Linked DNA regions of Homo sapiens: region 2 is linked to region 1. A link is a loop called in an ENCODE intact Hi-C map of the cell type or tissue named here. Cell type or tissue: Calu3. All regions are shown on one strand. Links, peaks and the distances in the headings refer to the core of each region. The heading gives the core; the rest is flanking DNA. Region 1 holds the start of BCL2L15 (BCL2 like 15). Region 2 overlaps PTPN22 (protein tyrosine phosphatase non-receptor type 22).

The links. A loop is a pair of places that touch in the nucleus more often than their neighbours do. Peaks named below come from ENCODE experiments on the same cell type or tissue, not always from the same donor. Only the 100,000 strongest peaks of a DNase experiment are listed, where the experiment ranks them.
Region 2: it touches region 1 in a loop (4-fold over the local background); 20 of 110 quality-filtered maps call a loop at or near these places.

What each region holds. Positions count from the first base shown.
Region 1 is chr1:113,885,596-113,889,994 of GRCh38, reverse strand. It overlaps BCL2L15 (BCL2 like 15), which reads left to right and starts at 2,414. Exons shown (of 4, transcript NM_001010922.3): 1 at 2,414-2,746; 2 at 3,337-3,458. The coding sequence starts at 2,620. All of the region lies in intron 3 of AP4B1-AS1 (AP4B1 antisense RNA 1), which reads right to left. In Calu3, for the core only: no CTCF peak of the experiment used is centred there; no DNase peak of the experiment used is centred there.
Region 2 is chr1:113,835,582-113,839,980 of GRCh38, reverse strand. PTPN22 (protein tyrosine phosphatase non-receptor type 22) reads left to right here. Exons shown (of 21, transcript NM_015967.8): 12 at 1,361-1,437; 13 at 1,574-2,391. All of the region lies in intron 3 of AP4B1-AS1 (AP4B1 antisense RNA 1), which reads right to left. Among named protein-coding and RNA genes, the nearest start is that of AP4B1-AS1, 25 kb to the right of the region's middle. In Calu3, for the core only: no CTCF peak of the experiment used is centred there; no DNase peak of the experiment used is centred there.

The sequences.
Region 1 (4,399 bases), core at 167-4,166:
GGCTAGCTCTAATGTGAAAGGAGGTTAGCCTAGAATTTTCTCTGAGTGCCCGCCCTTCTGATGTTAAAAGTCTGAAGCCTACTTAGTAATAATGAGGTTTCAGCCCTTTTGCCTCTAGAGAGAATGAGCGACAGATAATGACAAATGAAAATAGCACTTTAGCTACATGGGAACATAATTTGTGTTCTTACTCCAAAAGCAATTTATGATCATTTTTAAAAATTAAGACTTTTTAAGAGCAGTTTTAGGTTCAAAGCAAAATTGAAACAAAGGTACAGAGATTTCCCATATACCCTCTGCCCCAACACAAGCATAGTCTTCTCTGTTATCAACATCCTCAATCAAAGTGGTACAATTTGTTGTAACTGATGAACTTACCTCATCAATTATTACCCAAAGTCCAATTACCACCCAAATTCCTCCTCATCTTTTCATGGCCTGATCTTTTTTTTTGAGACACAGTCTTGCTCTGTCACCCAGGTTGGAGTGCCATGGTGCCCTCTCAGCTCACTGCAAACTCCGCCTCCCAGGTTCAAGCAATTCTCCTGCCTCAGCCTCCTGAGTAGCTGGAATTACAGGCGTGAGCCACCGCGCCCAGCCAGCTCATTTCTTTTTAGCACTAAATAATGTCTATTGTCTGTATGTATCACAGTTTATTTATTCATTTACCTACTGAAGGACATATTGGTTGCTTCCAAGTTTGGGCAGTTATGAATAAAGCTGCTATAAACAACCATGTGCAAGTTTTTGTGTAGATAAGTTTTCAGCTCCTTTGGGTAGATACCAAGGAGTATAATTGCTAAATCATATGGTAAGAGGATGTTTAGTTTTGTGAGAAACTGCTAAACTCTTCCAAAGTGGCTGTACCATTTTGCATTCCTACCAGCAATGAATGACAGTTCCTGACCCACATCCTCACCAGCATTTGGTTTTGCCAGTGTTCTGGATTTTGGCCATTTTAATAGGTGTGCAGTGGTTGTATGTGTTTTAGAATGGAACAGAAAACACAAGATTGGCTTTGATATTTTGCAAGATAGAAATTCCATTCTGAACAACTGACTTACTGTTTATGCTTGAATCTTTTTTTGTTTTTTTTTTTTTTGGAGACAGAGTCTTGCTCTGTCACCCAGGCTGGAGTGCAGTGGCGTAATATCGACTCATCGCAACCTCCGCCTCCCAGGTTCAAGCGATTCTCATGCCTCAGCCTCCTTAGTAGCTGGGATTACAGGCATGCACCACCACGCCCAGTTCATTTTTGTATTTTTTAGTAGAGATGGGTTTTGCCATGTTGGCCAGGCTGGTCGTGAACTCCTGACCTCCGGTTATCTGCCCGCCTCAGCCTCCCAAAAGTGCTGGGATTACAGGTATGAGCCACCATGCCCGGCCTATGCTTGACTCTTTTATTAGTTGGAGCTGTTAATATTAATAACTTCACCAGGTCAGACAGGTTGAGTGGTAAGTTTGCTGATAGGTTTGATGGCTGCTTCTGAGACCCAGACCCAAAATCTAGGTTTAGCTACGTTAAGAAGGCAACCACTACAGATAAGTGTCCAATCATGAGATCTCTTAAAACAATGATGGAGTCCAACCCTGTTAGGAAAATCCTTTTGCTAGACAGAGAATCTCAGATCTCTTTCCTCCTGGTCATTATGTCTTGGGCTAAAAGGAGGACATTTAACATTTATTGTATGCCAAACAGTGCTAGGCCATTCCGCATGTTATCTTATTTAATCCTCATAATTTATCTATGAAATATTTTCTGTTGTCCCCATTTATAATTCCAAGTTGTTTTTTTTTAACCTTCCCAGACTTTATATCTGCTACCTCTCCGCCTAGAATAGTGTTATGCCTCCTTTTTGCATAATGAATGCCTACTTATTCCTCAGAGCTCATGTCAGATGGTACTATTTTAAGGAAGCCTTCCCAGTCCCCTAGGTTTGTTTCCCTATTAAACTGATCAAAGGCTTGATTCCCTGTTACACTTCACTGATCAAAGTGCACTGATCTCAATAGCACAAATAACAATGCGATTACTCATTTAATATCTGTCATTTCTGCTGAAGTGTAAGCTTCATGAGCACAGTAACTGTGCCTGTATCATTTTTCTATGTTACTTGTAGTGCCAACTATAGTTCCTTGTTCAGTAAGTAATTATTATATGATTATGGCAAATAAATTCCATAAACAGAAGTTGAACGCTGGTCCACTGTAACTTCAAAACCTTCCTTCAAATTATACCATGTGCAGGACCTAAGAAGTCGAGGAAGTATTTCTTAATAAAATTACTCCAGAGGCTCTTCCTGAACTCTATTTCAGTTCTAGGTTGGCTACCTAACGATAAAAGTTAAGCATTAATTTTATGTGGTTAGGGTGTGGTCTGAGATAGAGAACCTAAAGTCTTTAAAGTCTCCCCAGTTCCAAGTAGGTAATCCTTCTGAGAAGTCCCACCTTTCTGAGCAGCTGTGTTTGAAGAAAGCTAGTGGGAAAAGTTCCAGGATTACATGTCAGGAAACTACAAGAGGTAGAAACATTTGTTGATTTACCAGTGTTTTTAACTTCCTGCTGGGCTGAAAACTGCTTGTTTCGTGGAAAAGCAAAACTTGACAGCAAACATCTAAAATGAAGAGCTCCCAAACTTTTGAGGAACAAACGGAATGCATTGTGAACACTCTACTCATGGACTTCTTGAGCCCAACATTGCAGGTTGCCAGCCGGAACCTATGCTGTGTAGATGAAGTAGATTCAGGTAAGGTTCCTGCCCTAGGCGGTGATTGCAGGTCAATAAGAGTATGTTTTCAGCCGGGCGCAGTGACTGATTCCCGTAATCCCAGCACTTTGGGAGGCCAAGGTGGGTGGATCACCTGAAGTCAGGGGTTTGAGATCCGCCTGGCCAACGTGGTGAAACCCCATCTCTACTAAAAGTAGAAAAATTAGCCAGGTGTGGTGGCTCATGCCTGCAGTCCCAGCTACATGGGAGACTGAGGCATGAGAATTGCTTGAACCTGGGAGGCGGAGGTTGCAGTGAGCTGAGATCACGCCACTGCACTCCAGTCTGGGCGACAGAGACTCGGTCTCAAAAAAAAAAAAACAGTATATTTTATTTATTTCCTTTAAGTTTCAAAAGGCAAACTCTAAGCTTTCAGTAACACCTAAAGCGAAAGAGGTTCTCAATGAAGGGAAACTTTCTGACTATTGGTGTTGACAGAACATTTAAGCTCTTGGGAGATCATGATATGAAAATTATTTAAAAGACAAGACAAATTTTTCTCATTGCCCAGATTCCTGGGACTTGCCATTGCTTCAAGCATTGTAACAAATGTGTTCCCTCTGTCATAGGAGAGCCTTGTTCTTTTGATGTGGCTATCATTGCTGGTCGCCTTCGGATGTTGGGTGACCAGTTCAACGGAGAATTGGAAGCTTCTGCCAAAAACGTCATTGCAGAAACCATTAAGGGACAGGTCAAGTTTCTACTTCATGCTATTGTTTGCTGCTTTTTTTTCTATTTCAAACTTCCTTTTCTTACTACTCCCATACTACAGTGACTAGGAATGTTCTATGAAAATATTTGGGTGCTTATATTTCAAGGAAGTATAGCAAGAATTCTCCAATTGCTAAAACCTAAGTGGTACAGAGATGGAAAATTTTGGGCATAGGCTGATGAACCTTCAGTTTGTCTCTACTTGGTCTTCATCACAGCTGTTGTGCTTAGTGTGCACAGAGCACATTTATAACACTTTATTCTTGGCAAAGTATAGTATCTTTTTTTTTTTTTTTTTTTTCAGACAGGGTCTTACTGTGTCACCCAGGCTCAAGTGCAGTGGTGTGATCTCAGCTCACTGCAGCCTCCACCTCCTGGGCTCAAGCGATCCTCCCACTGCAGCCTCCTGAGTAGCTGGGACTTCAGGCAAGTGCTACCATGCCCATCTATTTTTTTTATTTTTTTATTTTTAGTAAAGATGGGTTTTTGCCATGTTGCCCGGGCTGGTCTTGAATGCCTAAGCTCAGGTGATCCACTCACCTCGGCCTCCCAAAGTGCTGGGATTATAGGCGTGAGCTACCACACCCAGCCTATGCTTTTTTTTTTTGAGATGGAGTCTCACTCTGTCACACCCAGGCTGGAGTGCAGTGGCGCGATCTCGGCTCACTGCAACCTCCACCCACCGGGTTCAAGCAATTCTCCTGCCTCAGCCTCCCAAGTACCTGGGACTACAGGGGTGAGCCACCGCGCCTGGCCCATCTGGGCGGATCACCTGAGGTCAGGAGTTCCAGACCAGCATGGCCAAAATGGTGAAACCCCGTCTCTACCTAAAAATACAAAAATTAGCCGGGCGGATCACTTGATGTGAGGAGTTCAACACCAGCCTGGCCAACATGGAGAATCCCTGTCTCTACCAAAAAT
Region 2 (4,399 bases), core at 134-4,133, 50 kb after region 1:
CTTGGCCTCCCAAAGTGCTGGGATTACAGGCGTGAGCCACTGTGCGCAGCCTTTTTTTCCAATTTGAATGCTTTTTTTTTTCTTGCCTAAGAACAAAATTAATTAAAAAAATTACTTTGGCTAGAACTTTAGTACTATGTTGAATAGAAGTGGTAAAAGTTGGCATTCTTGTCTTGTTTTTGATCTTAGGGGAAAGTTTAAGTCTTTCATGTATGAATATGATGTTAGTTATGGGTTTTCATATATGGCCTCTATCATGTTGAGAACATTTCCTTATATTCCTATTTTGTTAAGTGATTTTAACATGAATTTTGTCAAACGCTTTTTCTGCATCAACTGAGATGTTCAAAATGGATTTTAACATCTCTGAAATGAAGATATATTTTATAATCAATTATATTTTAAGATTCTATGAACCACAATAACATATTTCATAATATGATAATTGCTATAAAAAATAAGGATTGGGAAGCTGAGGTGAGAGGAGGACTTGAACCCAGGAGGTCAACACCGCAGTGAGCCATGTTTGTGCCACTGCACTCCAGCCTGGGTAACAGAATAAGACCCTAACTTAATTCAAAAAAAAAAAAAAAGATTGAGGCCAGGCACTGTGGTACACACCTGTAGTGTCCCAGCTACTTGGGAGGCTGAGGTAGGAGGACTGCTTGAGCCCAGAAGTTTGAGGCCAGACTGGGCAATACAGCGAGGCCCTGTCTCTTAAAAAAGAAGAAGATTGAGCATGGCTGGACAGGGGAAGAAATGTGATTTTAGGTTGGGTGGTCAGGGAAGGTTTCCTTATGCAGATGACAGTTAAGCAGAGATCTAATTACTTAGAAGGAGCCAGCCATGCAAAATTTGGAGCAAAAATATATTAATCAGGGGGAATAGTAAGTGTAAAAGCCTTGACTTGGAAATAAGTTTGGCATGCTAAAGTAATGGCAAGAAAACCAGTATACCTAGAGCATAGTGAGGAGGAAAAGAGTAGAACAAGATGAAATAGGTCCAGAGACCTAATAAGTACCTGTAAAGGGCTGAGATGCTGAAATTTCTAAAGGCAGAGTGTTTTTGAGACTAAAGTTACCCACCAAAGAACATTTTTAAAACTCCCACATTTGAAAAGATGATGATATACACAAATCCTTTCTAGTTTCTATAATACTATTAATCCTTTATTCTGGCCATCTCAGTATATGAACGAGTTCTTGCTGAGTTCAATATTTTGGAAGCTAATCTAACTCTTTCATGAATTATTTTAAATCTTTTTATTTCCTGAAAAATTACTTTTCAGCCTTCTAAATATTAAAATATCTTATTGACATTGCTTCACTGAAAACCAGCCTCTGACTTATTTCTTTTAAAGAGTCAAGCAAAGCATTGTATTCCTGAGAAAAATCACACTCTCCAAGCAGACTCTTATTCTCCTAATTTACCAAAAAGGTGAGTACAATTTTATATATCTAAATGTTGACTAATTGTGTCTGGGAGATGAATCTCATGCTTATACATCATTGTGATGCTAGGAAGCGGCCTGTTTGGGGTATGGTGTCATCATTACGCTTTCTTTTTGTTTTAGTACCACAAAAGCAGCAAAAATGATGAACCAACAAAGGACAAAAATGGAAATCAAAGAATCTTCTTCCTTTGACTTTAGGACTTCTGAAATAAGTGCAAAAGAAGAGCTAGTTTTGCACCCTGCTAAATCAAGCACTTCTTTTGACTTTCTGGAGCTAAATTACAGTTTTGACAAAAATGCTGACACAACCATGAAATGGCAGACAAAGGCATTTCCAATAGTTGGGGAGCCTCTTCAGAAGCATCAAAGTTTGGATTTGGGCTCTCTTTTGTTTGAGGGATGTTCTAATTCTAAACCTGTAAATGCAGCAGGAAGATATTTTAATTCAAAGGTGCCAATAACACGGACCAAATCAACTCCTTTTGAATTGATACAGCAGAGAGAAACCAAGGAGGTGGACAGCAAGGAAAACTTTTCTTATTTGGAATCTCAACCACATGATTCTTGTTTTGTAGAGATGCAGGCTCAAAAAGTAATGCATGTTTCTTCAGCAGAACTGAATTATTCACTGCCATATGACTCTAAACACCAAATACGTAATGCCTCTAATGTAAAGCACCATGACTCTAGTGCTCTTGGTGTATATTCTTACATACCTTTAGTGGAAAATCCTTATTTTTCATCATGGCCTCCAAGTGGTACCAGTTCTAAGATGTCTCTTGATTTACCTGAGAAGCAAGATGGAACTGTTTTTCCTTCTTCTCTGTTGCCAACATCCTCTACATCCCTCTTCTCTTATTACAATTCACATGATTCTTTATCACTGAATTCTCCAACCAATATTTCCTCACTATTGAACCAGGAGTCAGCTGTACTAGGTAAGTTATTTTTTAAAGTTTGCATAGAATTTTAGATTTCATTTTGTTTCTATAGAATAGTTGGTTTCTTCTCCTCTTCCCTCTTCTCCTCTGCTTCTTCTCTTTCTTTCTTTTTTCTCTTTTTTTTCTTTTTTTTTTTTGAGATGGAGTCTCGCTCTGTCACCCAGGCTGGAGTGCAGTGGTGCAATCTTGGCTCAATGCAACTTCCGCCTCCAGAGTTCAAGCAATTCTCCTGCCTCAGCCTCCTGAGTAGCTGGGATTACAGGCGCGCGCCACCACGCCCGGCTAATTTTTGTATTTTTAGCAGAGATGGAGTTTCACCATGTTGGCCAGGATGGTCTTGATCTCTTGACTTCGTGATCTGCCTGCCTCGGCCTCCCAAAGTGCTGAGATTACAGGCATGAGCCACCACGCCTAGCCTGCTTCCTTCTCTTTCTTCTTCCTGCTACTCCTCAAATAAATACATTCCAGGAGTGTTTTAATGCTGTAATAAGTTGAAAATAGCAACATCAAACATAATATTCCATGAAACAGGCAACAATGGAGGCAATCAAGATCTGGTACAGGATCTGTACCAGCAGGAGTGCTTCTAAAGAAGGCACGCCTCATTTCTAGAAATGTATATCAAAGGCTCACAATATACTGTTTTTTAAAAATATTTTTTGAAACAGAATCTCACTATGTTGCCCATGCTGGAGTGCAGTGGTGTGGACATTGCTCATTGCAGCCTTGATGTCCTGGGCTCAACCAATCCTCCCACCTCAGCCTCCCAAGTAGCTGGGACCACAGGGACACGCCACCATGCCTGGCTAATTTTTTTTTTTTTTAGAAATGGGGTCTTGCTATGTTGCCCAGCCTGGTCTTGAAAATCTGGCCTCAAGCAATCCTCCCACCTTGGCCTCCCAAAGTGCTGGGATTACAGGTGCAAGCCACCACACCTAGCTTCAGAATTTACTCTTAACATATAGAAGCAGCTTCCAAAGGAAGAGCAGAAAAAAATTTGATCAATAGCACCCAGATTTTTTGTTGCACAATTATGTGGCTAAAATGAGTTGAACATATTGCTAAAAATTGAATTATCTTCCTGCAGGATTTGGAAGGGGAGAACCTGATTTCTTGCTCTTTTGTAGTAATCTCGTAGATGACAATACATGTTTAGTATTTTGTGTAAAAATTTTATCATATGTATACCTTTACTTTCATGTTTTGTCTCTTTTATAATTCTGTATTTTTGCATATAATGCATATTGTTCTGTTTTACTGATTAGTTTGAAAGTAGAAATGAGCACCCTGTTAGAGATGATGACAATAATTTGATGTGGAAGATGATGAGGGAAAGCAATGAACAAGTTTAACTCCCTTAGGTATATCATCAAATAATTTGTAAAGCACATTCTACATAGATAGGAGGTGGAGAAAACTTTTGCTCTATAACATTATTTATTGTAGAGTTTCTTAATAAATAGTTGTGTAGATCATTTGTAGCTTTGTTGCAAAAATATCTTATCTGGATCTAAGATGTTCCTTCTGTGATTAGATTATTTTATACATTTTTAAACATTTAAATGTATTTTCTTTTCTTATACCTTAAACTTCTCTGAGCATCTGCATCATTAAAAAACAGAGCGAGACTCCGTCTCAAAAAAAAATTAATTAATAAAAACATACCCTTATTTTCAGGGATTGTAACAATATCGTCATGTGCCATCTGGTGGCAGTTTCTTGTAATACCATTTAAAATGTTTAATAAAAACTGAATGTTTGTATAGAAATACAGAAGACTATCCTATACTGTTGTTTTGTAAAATGGAAAAATACCCATATTCTTGAATTTTGTATAGAATGAAGAGATACTGAAATCTTTATGATTTTACCTAATGTATAACTGAACCTTTTACACGTCAAAGCACTTTATAATGTTTTATTATATAGTCTATGTAAAACAAAAGGAGTTATGTAAAAGTTAATTCAAAGCTTCCAAAATTAATATAATATTTTATGTTAACTG